Regions from separate parts of the Homo sapiens genome. Here region 2 is linked to region 1. Evidence: chromatin contacts called from ENCODE Hi-C or POLR2A ChIA-PET data. All regions are on one chromosome and are shown on one strand. The core of a region is the stretch at or near the end of the contact, and the rest is flanking DNA. Distances in the headings are between cores, read along the strand shown.

The links. A loop is a pair of places that touch in the nucleus more often than their neighbours do. ChIA-PET counts read pairs that join two places held with the same protein, here RNA polymerase II (POLR2A). Pooled maps may share reads with other maps.
Region 2: a loop to region 1 is called in a map with no recorded cell type, with 25 times the contacts of the local background. The contact joins the promoter of C19orf44 here to the promoter of BABAM1 in region 1. A Hi-C loop is called at or near these places in 2 of 37 single-sample maps with no recorded cell type and 9 of 50 pooled maps. POLR2A ChIA-PET finds 5 or more read pairs at or near these places in 1 of 52 experiments (common myeloid progenitor, CD34-positive).

Annotation. Positions count from the first base shown.
Region 1 is chr19:17,260,760-17,268,692 of GRCh38, reverse strand. It overlaps BABAM1 (BRISC and BRCA1 A complex member 1), which reads right to left and starts at 1,250. Exons shown (of 9, transcript NM_014173.4): 1 at 1,166-1,250. It overlaps USHBP1 (USH1 protein network component harmonin binding protein 1), which reads left to right and starts at 3,948. Exons shown (of 13, transcript NM_031941.4): 1 at 3,948-4,022; 2 at 4,346-4,447; 3 at 4,543-4,691; 4 at 5,703-6,141. The coding sequence starts at 4,394. RefSeq lists enhancers at 762-1,473, 981-1,480, 1,741-2,200, 5,918-6,475, 6,682-7,283.
Region 2 is chr19:16,492,388-16,500,320 of GRCh38, reverse strand. C19orf44 (chromosome 19 open reading frame 44) reads right to left here and starts at 3,927. Exons shown (of 9, transcript NM_032207.4): 1 at 3,856-3,927. CALR3 (calreticulin 3) reads left to right here and starts at 4,154. Exons shown (of 9, transcript NM_145046.5): 1 at 4,154-4,282; 2 at 4,469-4,570. The coding sequence starts at 4,192. RefSeq lists enhancers at 3,825-4,254, 3,889-4,389, 4,390-4,890.

The DNA of each region.
Region 1 (7,933 bases), core at 1-2,500:
CTTTGGGAGGCCGAGGCAGGTGGATCACCTGAGGTTGGAAGTTCGAGACCAGCCTGACCAACATGGAGAAACCCCGTCTCAACTAAAAATACAAAATTAGCCGGGCGTGGTGGCGCATGCGGATAATCCCAGCTACTCGGGAGGCTGAGGCAGGAGAATCGCTTGAACCCGGGAGGGGAGGCTGCGGTGAGCCGAGATCCCGCCACTGCACTCCATCCTGGGCAAAAAGAGCGAAACTCCGTCTCAAAAAAAAAAAAAAAAAAAAGATTGGTTACTAAGAAGGAAGAGGGGCGATGAGCCGCTTACTGATGATGAGTCACTCCTCTTAGGGAGTCACTTTCCTCAGCTGCAGAATGGCTGCCTTTTACACCTCTCAGCCGAGCAGCCACTCCGACATAAGATAACAGTCCCCCCTCTTTTTTCCTCTTTTTTTTTTTAACGTAGTGCTAGCCCCATGCCCCTACTCGGCCAGTGAGCACATCCCAGCTCTCTGGCCACTGAAAATGGCTCAGGGATGGGCACATGACCCAAATCAGGCCATTGAGTGGCAGCTCTGCAACTTCTAGCAGTGTCATCAAGGAAAAGAGACTCTCATTAGAGTTGCAGAGCTGGTAGAATAAAGTTGAGAGCTGTGAGGGGCCCCTTTTGCCTCGGTAAAAAGCGAAATGGTCTCCACCGAGAAAACTGCAGATCGAATTCTGACCACCTGGACCCAGCTCCTGTTAGACCCAATCTATAAGCCACCAACTTCCTTTTCTTCCTTAAGCCAGATTGAGTAGGGTTTTCTGTTACCTAAAACTGAAAATGTCTTGGTGAATAAGGGAATAATAACCTCTAGGACACCCTCGTCCCTAGCGGGTGTCTGCATGAGGGAGAAGCAAAATATTAGTACTGTGGTTCCCCTTGGAGAGAAACAGGACGCGAATGGAGCAGTTTGTCTATCTGGGAAATAGGCACGGGCTTCCCAAGATGGTCTTTGAGCGCCTTGCAGTCCCCACACCTCTAAGAAAAACAAGGCTTTAGCGGCAGCAAGAAGGATGGAGGCTACACTGCAGGAGAAACCAGAAATAAAGGCGGAAGCCCCAGGAAAGGCGAGGAGCTGGATCTCTTGGGGCAAAGGGAGCTGGGCCCCTAGGAACGGGCCCCACACGCTTTCACCACCCACCTTCGGCTCACCGTAGCCTGAACCTCCTTCTAAATCAGCCGCCGACTCACTAGGAAGCCGCCATCTTTACAGCCGGAAGTTGTACGGCGCAGCCCCGACGCCTCCTGGGAAATGTAGTTCAGCGGGCTGCAGAACAAGCAGAGACAGAAACTGGTTGAGGCTAGAAAGAACTTGGAAACTGATAGGCTGAAACTGGGTTGGGGGTGGGGTTTGGAGTGAGAGCTGCCTGGAGCTGGGTGCGGCGGGACCTGGAATGTGATTGGCTACACTGGAGCAAAGTATGAAATGTGATTGGATTAAAAAAATTAGTGAATTTTTGTTTTTGGCCGAATCAGACTACAATAGTCAGTGCTTCTACCGTGATAGGCTGAAACGTGGAATAGAGGTGGAGCTTGCAATGTGATAGGCTAAGAGGGACGGAGAAGGCCGATTTAGGGAAAGAGGAGGAGCTGATTGGTGATTGGTGGAGCTGGCCTGAGCCTCCATGTGGGGCAGGTATTCCCATGTGGGTGTGGCCTGAGCATCCAGGGCCCTTCCCAATTACTTAATTCTTGTTCCTTATTTTACATATATTTGCATGAATCAAAAAATACTTACTCTGGTCTTATTGGGTCACTGTAGGTGGAGCGAAGCTAAGTCGGGCCTATTTCAAGCCTACCTCTTTTTTCATGGCTTTTTTTTTTCTTATTTTTAGAGACAGGGTATCGCTCTGTCGCCCAAACTAGACTGCAGTCACGCGATCATGGCTAGTCACTACAGCCAAGCGATCGCTCAAGTAGCTGGGACTACAGGCGAGGACCACCGCATCAGACTACCCTAGGCTTCCTTCCTTTTTTTTTTATTTTTATTTTTTAGATGGAGTCTCACTCTGTCGCCCAGGCTGCCGTTGTCTTCTTAGTGCACACTTCCCCCTTAGCCCCAGAAGTATTTATTTATTTATTTTTATTTTTTTGAGACAAGAGTCTTGCTCTGTCGCCCAGGCTGGAGTGCAGTGGCTCAATCTCGGCTCACTGCAACCTCCACCTCCAGGGATCGAGCAATTCTCCTGCCTCAGCCTCCCAAGTAGCTGGGATTACAGGCATGCACCACCAGGCCCGGCTGAGATATATATAGTATTTTTAGTAGAGCTGGGTTTTTGTTGTGTTTTTTTTTTTCGTTTTTGTTTTTGTTTTTTTGAGATGGAGTCTCGCTGTGTCACCTAGAGCGGCTCTTTGAAGGCTCTAAGCCTTTGCCCAGGAAGTTCCTTCTGCCTGGAATGCTGTTCCTCCTGTTGCTTTTCTGGCAAGTTCTTTATGCTTCAAAGCTCACCTTACACAGCCCCTCCGGCTATTCTCGAATTAGAGCCTGGCCAATGTGGCCGGCTTCTTTGACCCTCAAAAAAAAAAAAACAACTGAGGAGTTGGGGGCAGTGGCTCACACCTATAATCCCAGCATTTTGGGAGGCTGAGGTGGGTGGATCACGAGGTCAGGAGTTAGAGATCAGCCTGGCCAATATGGTGAAACCCCGTCTCTACTAAAAATACAAAAAATTAGCTGGGTGTGGTGGCGCGCACCTATAATCACAGCTACTCAGAAGGCTGAGGCAGAAGAATTGCTTGAACCCAGGAGGTGGAGGTTGCAGTGAGCCGAGATCGCACCACTGCACTCCAGCCTGCGTGGCAGAACAAGATTCCATCTAATAAAATAAAATAAATAAATAAACTGAGGCTTCAAGTGGCTCTTAAATGTTTCTGGGGCTGGTGGGGTCGGTGGCTCATGCCTGTAATCCCAACACTTTGGGAGGCTGAGGTGAGTGGATCACCTGAGGTCAGGAGTTTAAGACCAGCCTCGCCAACATGGGAAAAACCCATCCCTAGCCGGGTGCGGTGGCTCACGCCTGTAATCCCAGCACTTTGGGAGGCCGAGGCTGGCAGATCACTTGAGGTCAGGAGTTCGAGACCAGCCTGGTCAGCATGGTGAAACCCTGTCTCTACTAAAAATACAAAAATTAGCTGGGCATTGTGGTGGGCACTTGTAATCCCAGCTACTCGGGAGGCTGAGGCAGGAGAATTTCTTGAACCCAGGAGGTGGAGGTTGCAATGAGCCAAGGTTGCGCCACTGCACTCTAGCCTAGGCGACAGAGCAAGACTCCATCTCAAAAAAAAGAGAACTGTCAGCCCACAATGAAGAGACAGGCAGAGAAGAAAAGTTCACAGGGGAGCCAAATAAAAACCATCAGCTCACGGGAACATTCTAGCTCTTTTTTTTTCTTTCTTTTTGAGACAGGGTCTTGCCTTATTACCCAGAATGGAGTGCAGTGACGTGACCACGGCTCACTGCAGCCTCAACTTCCAGGTGTTAAGCAATCCTCCCACCTCAGCCTCCTGAGTAGCTGGGACTACAAGCGTACGCCACTACTCCTGGCTAATTTTTATATTTTTTGTAAAGACGGGGGTCTCGCCATGTTGCCCAGGCTTGTCTTAAACTCTTGGACTCAAGCGATCTGTCTTCCTCAGCTTCCCAGAGTGCTGGGATTACAGGTGTGAGCCATGGTGCTCGGCCCATTCTAGCTCTTGAGAAATAAAATCCAAGAGTCAGAGCTAGAAGGGCCATGAGTTTGGAGGCTGAGAAGAGGAGGGGCTGAAACCTTGGGAGTCAGGTATGTGTGCCCCGCTAGGGCTGCAGGAAGCCGCTGTCCCCGAGAAGGAAACAACACAATAACAAGTCACGTGACCAGGGGAGGGGGTTTCCTGTTTCCCAGCCCCTCCCAGGCCAGGCTTGGCCAGCCCAGGCCTGAACAGGCAGTGGTCAGAGTGACCCCAACAGAGTGTCCCGGGACTCAGGCCTCTGATCAAGTTACCCCCAGAGGATCAGAGAGGTAGAGAGAGCTGAACCTCTCATTTAGGAGGGCCGGGGAGGAGAGGGAATTCTTGAGATCGCATTCCCAGGCTCAAATAGAGGAGGAAAGTGGACAAAGACGTAGTGAAGGTAAAGAAGGCAGAGAAGAAGGGGGAGATCAGGACAACCTTCTTAGGTAGTGAGCTCCCTGTCCAGGGAGGCATTCAAATCTGCCCAATCAACATTGATAACAAAATCCCTTCCTGAGGGGTAGTCAGTGCCCCATTTCACAGCAGAGGAAATTGAGGTTGTCCTTTGTCCAGGACAACAAAGGCAAGAGCTCATGGCAGGCTGTGGTTTTAGGGGTTGACGAAGGAGAAGCATTCAGAGGGCACTGGCTTCTGGACAGCAATGAGTGCCCGGGCCACGCGGCCCCGAAGCCGGCGAGGGAGGCATGCTCCACCCGTAAGTGTCACCCTCTCCCCTCCACACCCAGATCCTGGGGACCCCAAGGTCCTGTCCTGCCTGGCTCAGAGCAGGGCCCCGGGGGTCATTTGCAGGGTGAACTGGATCCCGTGGCTGAGAGTTCAGAGGAGGTCGAGGCAGCCAGTGGGAGCTCCAAGCCCAGCTTTGCCCCACCTCCGGTGAGCTCCGGGCTGGAGCAGCTGGGCCCCATGGAGGAGGTCAGTGGCCAAGGCCTAGGAAGCAGGTAAGACCCGCTTGGTCTGTGCCCTTCACTCCAGTCCAGACGCATCTTTGCCATCCACAGATCTGCTGATGTGCCTGCTCTGCTCACACACCTACCATAGCTCCCTATTGCCTTCAGCCTGACTTTCTTTTTTTTTTGAGTCTTGCTGTGTCACCCAGGCTGTAGTGCAGTGCAGTGGCACAATCTCGGCTCACAGCAACCCCTGCCTCCCGGTTCAAGCGGGAGCCTCAGCTTCCTGAGTAGTTGGGATTACAGGTGTGCGCCACCACATCCGGCTAAGTTTTGCATTTTTAGTGAGACAGGCCACATTAGCCAGGCTGGTCTTGAACTCCTGCCCTTAAGTGATCCCCCAACTTTGGCCTCCAAAAGTGCTGGGATTACAAGTGTAAGCCGCCGCCCCAGAAGACCCTATTTCCAGAAACTTCTGTCTCTCACCTTCAGGCCTTTCCCAGTGCCCGTCACAGTCCAACTTCACTCTGTTTCTCAGCTCCAGGTCTCCCCTCCAACTTCTTCACCACCTCTATCTAGCCTCTTCCTTGAATTCACAGCCTCCCAGTCTCACCCTGGGATGCCAGTCCCAGAACACGCAGCTCTTGCCAACTCCCTGCTCCGCTCACACCTCCCCAAGACCATGAAGTTTAAGCCCTCAGAATTCCCTGCCCAGGGCCGAGCATGGTGGCTCATGCCTATAATCCCAGCACTTTGGGAGGCCGAGTTGGGCGGATCACCTGAGGTCAGGAGTTTGACACCAGCCTAGCCAACATGGTGAAACCCTGTCTCTACTAAAAATACAAAAATTAGCCAGGCGTGGTGGTGGGAGCCTGTAATCCCAGCTACTTGGGGGACCGAGGCAGGAGAATCACTTGAACCCAGGAGGTGGAGGTTGCAGTGAGCCGAGATCGCGCCACTGCACTCCAGGCTGGGCAACAGAGTGAGACTCCGTCTCAAAAAATAAAAAAGAATTCCTTGCCCAGCATGGAGTGACTCAAGTGCCTGAGTTGGTGTCCACAGGACTGACAAGAAGATGGATGGGGGCTCTGGCAGGGAACTGGCCTCAGCCCCCGAAGTGCCCCACAAACCTGCAGTGGAAGCCCACCAAGCCCCAGAAGCAGCCCTACAGTACAAGGAGACTGTGCCCCCTGGGAATGGGGCCCCCGATGTGTTTCAGACCCTCCAGCACACTCTGAGCTCCCTGGAGGCAGCGGCTGCAGCCTGGCGCCACCAGCCCCCCAGCCATTCTGGGCCGATGGAGTTCGAAGGCACAAGCGAAGGGGGAGCAGGTTCCCTTGGGAAGCAGGAAGGGGCAGGGAGCTGCCAGCGAGAGGCAGCTCGCCTGGCCGAGAGGAATGCCTGGCTCCGGCTGGCCCTGAGTAGCCGAGAGGATGAGCTGGTCCGCACGCAGGCCTCCCTGGAGGCCATCCGAGCTGAGAAGGAGACGCTGCAGAAAGAGGTGAGTGGGGCCATCCTGAGTCCCATGTGGCTCTCTGTCTGAGGGAGGAGGTGGGCCTGATGTAGGCAATATTCATTCATTTGTTCATTCAAAAAACCTTTTAAGGCTGGGTGTGGTGGCTGACACCTATAATCCCAGCACTTTGGGAGGTGGAGGCAGGAGGATCCTTTGAGGCCAGGAGTTCAAGACCAGCCTCAGCAACACAGCAAGACTGCCACCTCTGCAAAAAAATTAAAAATCAGCCAGGTTGGCCAGGCACAGTGGCTCACACCTGTAATCCCAGCACTTTGGGAGGCTGAGGTGGGTGGATCACAAAGTCAGGAGTTCAAGGCCAGCTTGGCCAACATGGTCAAACCCCATCTCTACTAAAAATACAAAAAAAAATTAGCCGGGTGCGGTGGCATAGGCCTGTAATCCCAGCTACTCAGGAGGCTGAAGCAGGAGAATCACTTGAACCCGGGTGATGGAGATGGCAGTCAGCTGAGATCGTGCCAATGCACTCCAACCTGGGGGACAGAGTGAGACTCTGTCTCAAAAAAAAAAAAAAAAAAATCAGCCAGGTTGGCTGGGTGCAGTGGCTCATGCCTGTAATCTACACCAGCACTTTGGGAGGCCGAGGTGGGTGGCTCCCTTGAGGCCAGGAGTTAGAGACCAGCCTGGCCAACATGGTGAAACCTTGTCTTTACTAAAAATACAAAAATTAGCCAGGTGTGGTGGCACGTGCCTGCAATCCCAGCTACTCTGGAGGCTGAGGCAGGAGAATTGCTTGACACAATTCTGCAGCTACCAGGGAGGCTAAGGCACGAGAATCGCCTGATCCCAGGAGGTGGAGGTTGCAGTGAGCCGAGATTTCACCACTGCACTCCAGCCTGGGTGACGGAGTGAGACTCTGTCTCAAAAAAAAAAAAAAATAATAATAATGCTGGGCACGGTGGCTCACGCCTGTAATCCCAGCACTTTGGGAGGCCGAGGCACAGATCACGAGGTCAGGAGATCGAGACCATCCTGGCTAACACGGTGAAAACCCGTCTCTACTAAAAATACAAAAAATTAGCCGGCGTGGTGGCGGGTGCCTGTAGTCCCAGCTACTCCGGAGGCTGAGGCAGGAGAATGGCGTGAACCCGGGAGGCGGAGCTTGCAGTGAGCCGAGATCCCGCCATTGCACTCCAGCCTGGGCGACAGAAGAAAACTCTTTCTCAAAAAAAAAAAAAAAAGAAAGAAAGAAAGAAAGAAAAAGAAAGAAAACTGAGGGTGGTGGGAGTAGGCCCTGGAGTGGCAGCATGACTGGCCTGTTCAAGAAACCCGAAGGAGGCCAGTGTGGCTGGAACACAGGGGGCAACAGGGAGAGTGTGGGGAGCCAGAACAGAACAGAGGGAGAACAAATGCAGATCGCGTAGGGCCTCGTGGGCTGCAAGGAGACGCTTGGGCTTTGCTTGGATTAAGGTGAGAGCCCTGGAGGGTTTTGAGCAGAGGAGGGGCATGCTCGACGCAGGTGTTCACAGGCGCCCTCTGGTGGCGGAGGTGAGGGTGGACTCCTGGAGAGCCAGGAGGCGACTTCATTGGTCCAGACATGCACGATGGTGGAGGTTGTAGAAGTGGAGAGATGCGGACGGATTCTGGGTGATGTGGCAGATGGAACTGACGTGTGAGCGTGAAGGCTAGAGAGAAGTCAAGGACAACTTCAGGCTTTGGGACCTGCTGGACTAGAAGGGAGAGATGGAGGAGCTACAGGGTAGGCAGGTTTGGCTGGGGGTGACCAGATCTCTTTAGCCCTTGATAAGCTCAAGTGTCC
Region 2 (7,933 bases), core at 2,678-5,177, 770 kb after region 1:
GCAATAAGGTGACGTGTGAAAATCGAGGTATCCCTGTATTTAACAAGCCCCCAGAAAATCAGATTTCACTTAGTGTAAGAACCATTACCAATGGCTGGGCTCAGTGGCTCACACCTATAATGCCAGCAGTTTAGGAGGCCAAGGCAAGCAGATCACCTGAGCCCAGGGGTTCGAGACCAGCCTGGCCAACATGGCAAAGCCCCATCTCTACTAAAAATACAAAAATTAGTCAAGCGCCAGGCGTGGTGGCTCATGCCTATAATCCCAGCACTTTGGTAGGCCGTGGTGGGTGGATCACGAGGTCATAAGTTCAAGACCAGTCTGATCAACATGGTGAAACCCCGTCTCTACTAAAAATACAAAAATTAGCCGGGCCTGGTGGCACCACCTGTAGTCCCAGCTACTTAGGAAGCTGAGGCAGGAGAATCGCTTGAACCCGGGAGGTGGAGGTTGCAGTGAGCCGAGATCACACCACTGCACTCCAGCCTGGACGACAGAGCGAGACTCTGTCTCAAAAAAAAAAGAAGAACCGCTACCCTGGGAAAGAGGGGGGCTATGGACAGGCACAGCTCCCCAGCAGGCCAGCAAATCTTTACCGTATGTGTATATTTTTCTAGGTAGAAATATCAGAGCTTTCATCATATTCTCAGAGTTCCCATATACCCCTGAAAGAGTATGAACAACCCACTGCAAGACTTACAAAGGCTTCCGAAGATTACAAAGACTTTAAAAGATGAAAAACTACAGGCCGGGTGCGGTGGCTCATGCCCGTAATCCCAGCACTTTGGGAGGCCAAGGCGGGTGGATCACGAGGTCAGGAGATCGAGACCACGGTGAAACCCCGTCTCTACTAAAAATACAAAAAAATTAGCCGGGCGTGGTGGCGGGCGCCTGTAGTCCCAGCTACTCCGGAGGCTGAGGCAGGAGAATGGCATGAACCCGGGAGGCGGAGCTTGCAGTGAGCCGAGACTGCGCCACTGCACTCCAGCCTGGGTGACAGAGTAAAACTCCGTCTCAAAAAAAAAGAAAAAAAAAAGATTCTATACAAGAATGAATTATGATTCCTATTAACAATCTGTTTCCCGAATAAACTTGTTTGCTTGTTCCTATCTTAACTACCCTGTACTAGGAGTGCCCAGCACAGGACTGACCACAGGGGTCAGAGAACAGAAAAATATGCCTGGCAGAAATAATGCAGACTTCCTGGTCTGTGTGACCCCGGGCAAGTTACTTAATCGCTCTGTGTCAGCCTGCTCATCTGTAAAAATAACAATTACTACCCTCATAGGATTCCTATATATTCTGTGTGGGACATGAAAAAGTGCTCAGTAACATTTAAATGCCAGTAACAGACTAGGCGTGGTGGCTCACGCCTGTAATCCCAGCACTTTGGGAGGCCGAGGTGGGCGGATCATGAGGTCAGGAGATAGAGACCATCCTGGCTAACACAGTGAAACCCCGTCTCTACTAAAAACACAAAAAATTAGCCGGGCGCGGTGGTGGGCGCCTGTAGTCCCAGCTACTCAGGAGGCCGAGGCAGGAGAATGGCATGAACCCAGGAGGCAGAGCTTGCAGTGAACCGAGATCGCGCCATTGCACTCCAGCCTGGGCAAAAGAGAGAGACTCCGTCTCAAAAAAAAAAAAGAAAAAAACCATGAGGAGCTACTACTTCACATCCCCTAGCATGGCTATAATCAAAAATACACGTAACAAGTGTCAGTGAGGAAGTGAACAGATTGAAGCCCACAGTGGCTCACACCTGTAATCCCAGCACTGTGGGAGGCCAGGATGGGAGGACTGTTTGAACCCATGAGTTCGAGACCAGCCTGGGCAACATAGGGAGACTCCATCTCTACAAAAAATGAAAAAATTAGCTGGGTCTGATGGCACACACCTGTAGTCCCAGTTACTCGGGAGGCTGAGGTGGGAGGATTGCTTGAGCCCAGGAGTTTGAGGCTGCAGTGAGCTATGATCGTGCCACTGGACTCCAGCCCGGATGATAGGGCAAGACCCTATCTCTAAAAAAAATAAAGAAATTGGAACCCTCATATGTTGTTGGGGGAATTGTAAAATTATGTAGTCCTCAATGTGGAAAACAGTTGGTTCCTCAAAAGGTTAGACATAGAGTTACCATGTGATCCAGGGATTCCACTCCCATGTGGCCCAAGAGAAATGCAAATGTATGCAAATGTTCGTAATAGTTTTGTTTTGTTTTGAGACAGGCTCTCACTCTGTTGCCCAGGCTGAGTGCAGTGGTGTTATCATGGCTCACTACAGCCTCGACCTCCCGGGGTCACGCGATCCTCCCACCTCAGCTTCCTGGGTAGCTGGGACTACAGACACACATTGCCATGCCTAGCTAACTTTTTGTAGAAACAAGGTCTCACTGTGTTGCCCAGGCTGTTCTCAGATTCCTGGGGTTCTAGAGATCCGCAGCCTCAGCCTCCCAAAATGCTGAGATTACAATCCCACATCATCATACCTGGCCCCATAATATTTATTACTCCTAGTAGACTAAAACGGAAAACAATGTAACTATCCATTAATTAGTGAATGGATTACAAACTATGGTCCATCCATACAGTGTAATACAGTTCAGCAATTTAAAAAACAAATACTAATATAACAGCACGCAGGAATCTCAAATACATCACGCTAAGGGAAAGTAGCCAAGCCGGGCGCAGTGGCTCACGCCTGTAATCCCAGCACTTTGGGAGGCTAAGGCGGGCGGATCACGAGGTCAGGAGATCGAGACCAGCCTGACACACATGGTAAAACCCCGTCTCTACTAACAATACAAAAATTAGCGGGGCGTGGTGTCATGCGCCTGTAATCCCAAATACTCAGGACGCTGAGACAGGAGAATTGCTTGAACCTGGGAGGCGGAGTTCGCAGTGAGCCGAGATCGCACCATTGCACTTCAGCCTAAGTAACAGAGCGAGAATCTGTCTCAAAAAAAAAAAAAAAAGGAAAGAAAAAAGAAAGTAGCCAGACACTAAACTCCACACACCCTATCATTTCATTTGTAAGAACTGTCAAGAAAAGGCAAACCAATAAACTCAGAAAGCAGATCGGGCCGGTGCTGTGACTCACGCCTATAATCCCAGCACTTTGGGAGGCCAAGGCTGGCAGATTACGTGAGGTCAGGAGTTCGAGACCAGCGTGGCAAACATGGTGAAACCCCATCTCTACTAAAAATACAAAAAATTAGCCGGAGTGCAGTGGCATGATCACAGCTCACAGCAGCCCTTGACCTCCTGGACACAAGCAATCCTCCCTCCTGCCTCAACATCCTGAGTAGCTGGGACTACAGGCGCGTGCCACTACACCTGGCTAATTTTTTATTTTTATCTTTTTTAGAGATGGGGTCTCGCCAGGTTGCCCAGGCTGGTCTGGATCTCCTGGCCTCAAGTGATCCTCCCGCCTCTGCCTCCCAAAGTGCTGGGATTCCAGGCGTGAATCACCGCGCCCGGCCTGACGCAAAGTTCTAAAGCTGGATGAGCTGGATGGTGGCGACGGCTTCACAACTTTGTAGATTTACTAAAAATAACGGAGTCGTCAGCTTAAAAGTGGCGAACACTATGGTATGTAAATGAAGGCTCAATAAAGTTGTTACAAATCAACAAACCAAAACTTGAAAACCCTGGCGCCCCTGAGACCATCCTGCTCTTCTCCCCAGCTATGAAGCGACCCGCGCAGGACCATGCTCCAATAGACCCCAGACAGGGAAACTGAGGCGCGGGACCATCCTGCAGCGGCCCAACCAGCTCAGCCCCGGAGAAGGCCCCATTTCCCCGTATCCCCCTCGCGAGCCCGGACGCCCAGCTAGGTCACCTCCCCACCAGCCCTGCCGACCTCTTCCCACGCCGTCCATTCGCAGAGGCAGCCGCCACATTCACGCCTGAAGGAGCGGTTGCCCTGGGCAACAGAGCCAGAGCAGAAGAGACTACATCTCCCGGGAAGCACCGCGCCCCGCAGACCAATGGCGCCCCGAATCACAATCGCGGGGTGTCATGGGAGCGGTAGTTCCGGGGCGGGCCCAACGTGCCCCGCGCCGCAGCGACCAATGGGACCCTCAGGTCATAATCGCGAGTTGTGACGGGAGTTGTAGTTTCGGGACGCGCCTGAAGAGCCGCAGAGAGAGCTGGGAGCTAAGGGGTGGCGGCGACCGGAAGCGCAGTGCACACCCCCATGGCCCGGGCTTTGGTCCAGCTCTGGGCCATATGCATGCTGCGAGTGGCGCTGGCTACCGTCTATTTCCAAGAGGAATTTCTAGACGGAGGTGAAGGGGCCACGCCCGTGGTGGCGGAGGTGTAAGCTCCCCCATCTCCGCCCCCTAAGGCTGGCCAGAGTCGCCACGGGGTCCACGGCAGCGAACCCTCGAATCCTCGAGGGTCCCCTTCACCCTTCCCTTAGCCCAAATTAACCATTATCACCTCTAACCGGTGTTATTTCCCCTTCCCCACAGAGCATTGGAGAAACCGATGGTTGCAGTCCACCAATGACTCCCGATTTGGGCATTTTAGACTTTCGTCGGGCAAGTTTTATGGTCATAAAGAGAAAGATAAAGGTTAGTGTAGAATCAGGACCAAATTGAGCCTAATGTTACATTTCCATAGCAACCTCTCTAGGTAGTTGTGGCACAGCCAAAACGCTTTTATTCCCGTTTTACAGATGAAGACATTAAGGCAAAGGTAGAACTTAAGGGGCTCCTTTCCTTGTTTTTTTGTTTCTTCTCTCCTTTTTTTTTTTTTTTTTTTTTGAGACGGAGCCTTGCTCTGTTGCCCAGGCTGGAGTGCAGTGGCGCGATTTCGGCTCACTGCAACTTCCACCTCCCGGGTTCAAGCAATTCTCCTGCCTCAGCCTCCCGAGTAGCTGAGACTACAGGCGCGCGCCACCATGACCGGCTAATTTTTGTACTTTTAGTAGAGACAGGGTCCACGTTGGCCAGGCTGGTCTCGAACTCCTGACCTCATGATCCACCCACCTTGGCCTCCCAAAGTGCTGGGATTACAGGCATGAGCCACAACATCCAGCCTCCTCTCTCCTTTCTTTATTGCCAAAGATTCCTTTTTTTTTTTTTTTTTTTTTTTGGTAGTAGGAGTCTCGCTCTGTCGCCTAGGCTAGAGTGCAGTGGCACGATCTTGGCTCACTCAAACCTCCGTCTCCCGGGTTCAAGTGATTCTCTTGCTTCAGGCTTCTGAGGAGCTGCGATTACAAGCGTGCGCCACCATGCCCTGCTAATTTTTTTAGAGACAGAGTTTCACCACATTGCCCAGGCTGGACTCAAACTCCTGGCCTTAAGTAATCCACCTGCCTCGGCCTCCTAAAGTGCTGGGATTATAGGCGTGAGCCATGGTGCTTGGCCTATTATCATTATTATTACTTTTATTGGTATTAGGTCCCCTGAAGTCCAAGGAGACATATTCAGCTTATTTGGTATAATAAAATCATACTTGAAGCACTGTCAAATATGCAATGGTATTTAACCTTCTTTGGATTATATTTATATGAATGTGTTATTAGTAGGCATTACCAAAATTGCCCCTCTTAATAGACACTAGTCAAGTGCATTTGAGGATCAAGGGCCATGCCCCTCAGAAGGAAAAGGTTAGTGGGTACTTTTTCTCATTTTAATTTTCGTATTAAAAAGAAAAATAGGCCAGGCGCGGTGGCTCATGCCTGTAATCCCAGCACTTTGGGAGGCCTTAGGCGAGCGGATCATGAGGTCAGGAGTTCAAAACCAGTCTGGCCAATACGGTGACACCCTGTCTCTACTAAAAATACAAAAATTAGCTGGGTGTGGTGGCTCATGCCTGTAGTCCCAGCTACTCGGGAGGCTGAGGCAGAAGAATCACTTGAACCCGGGAGGCAGAGGTTGCAGTGAGCAGAGATCATGCCCCTGCACTCCAGCCTCAGTGACAGAGTGAGACTCCATCTCAAAAAAAAAGAAAAATATGGTCAGGCACGGTGGCTCACGCCTGTAATCCCAGCATGTTGGGAGGCCAAGGCAGGCGGATTACTTGAAGTCAGGAGTTTGAGACCAGCCTGGTCACCATGGTGAAACCCTGTCTCCACAAAAATACAAAAAAGTTAGCCAAGTGTGGTGGCGCACAACTATAATCCCAGCTAATTGGGAGGCTGAGGCAGAAGAATCGTTTGTACCCAGGAGGCAGAGGTTGCAGTGAACTGAGATTGTACCACTGCACTCCAGCCTGGGTGACAGAATGAGACTCCATTTCAAAAAATAAAAGAAAAAAATACAGAGATAAACATTACATCTTGTCGCCTGCACATTCTTCAGGGTACAACACAATGAGCTTTTACTTTTGTACAGGCAGGTCAAGATAAGGCAAGCGAATCACTTGAGGTTGAGACCAGCCCGGCCAACATGGCGAAACTCCGTCTCTATTAAAAATACAAAAATTAGCTGGGCATGGTGGCACACATCTATAATCTCACCTACTTCAGAGGCTGAGGCAGGAGAATCACTTGAACCCAGGAGGCGGAGGTTGCAGGGAGCCAAGATCATGCCACTGCACTCCAGCCTGGATAACCGAGCAAGACTCTGTCTCAAGAAAAAAAATATATATATATACAAATATTAGCCGAGCATGGTGGCATAGGCCTGTAGTCCCAGCTACTTGAGAGATTGAGGCAGGAGAATCACATGAACCCGAGAGGCGGAGGTTGCAGTGAGTCGAGATCGTGCCACTACACTCCAGCCTGGGCAACAGAGCAAGACTCTGTCTCAAAAAAAAAAAAAAAAAAAAAAAAATTCTAGCTTCAAGAGAGCTAATTCAAGCTCAAAGTTTAAGGACAACTGTGTGGAAAACACAGATCCCAAAGAATAGAAGTCAGTGTTCTGAAGTGTAGAAGTTTGGGATCATTTGTATAGACAAAGTTTAGAGAAGCTTAACAGAATTTCAGCATCTTTCTAGGCAAGGCTTGATAGATAATGACCATGATCCCATTAGTCAAGGTGGTCTTTTTCTTTTGAGAAGGTATATTTAACATTTCACCCTGAAGATGTAACAGTCACGGCATCTTTTGTGCCATCTGGTCTGAGTTAGGTACAGGTCAGTCCTGGAGGCAGTTAATCTGTAACTAAGGTCAGTGGTCACAAATAGAGGAGGCCTGGTCTCTGGTTTGTCCTAGTCATTTGCCAAACAAGAACAATGAGGAAGAAGGTTTATCTATGATTTAAGAAGCAGAGGTTACACCTGCATGCTGCATGACTCAGATCACACAACTTGCTCAAGGTTTTTATTTATTTTATGTATTTATTTGAGAGAGAGTTTCACCCTTGTTACCCAGGCTGGAGTGCAATGGCGTGATCTCTGCTCACCACAACCTCCGCCTCCCAGGTTCAAATGATTCTCCTGCTTCCAGCCTCCCAAGTAGCTAAGATTACAGGCATGTGCCACCACACCTGGCTAATTTTTTTTTTTTTTTTTTTGAGACGGAGTCTCGCTCTGTAGCCCAGGATGGAGTGCAGTGGCGCGATCTCGGCTCACTGCAAGCTCTGCCTCCTGGGTTCACGCCATTCTTCTGCCGAGTAGCCGGAACTACAGGCGCCTGCCACCACGCCCGGCTAATTTTTTGTATTTTTTTTTTTTTAGTAGAGACAGGGTTTCACGTGTTAGCCAGGATGATCTCGATCTCCTGACCTCGTGATCCTCCCGCCTCGGCCTCCCAAAGTGCTGGGATTACAGGCATGAGCCACCGCGCCCGGCCTAATTTTGTATTTTTAGTAGAGACAGGGTTTCTCCATGTTGGTCAGGCTGGTCTCCAACTCCCAACCTCAGGTGATCCGCCCGCCTCGGCCTCCCAAAGTGTTGGAATTACAGGCGTGAGCCACTGCGTCTGGCTTATTTATTTTTTTAAACGGAGTTTCGCCCTGCCACCCAGGCTGGGGTGCAATGGCTCCTCC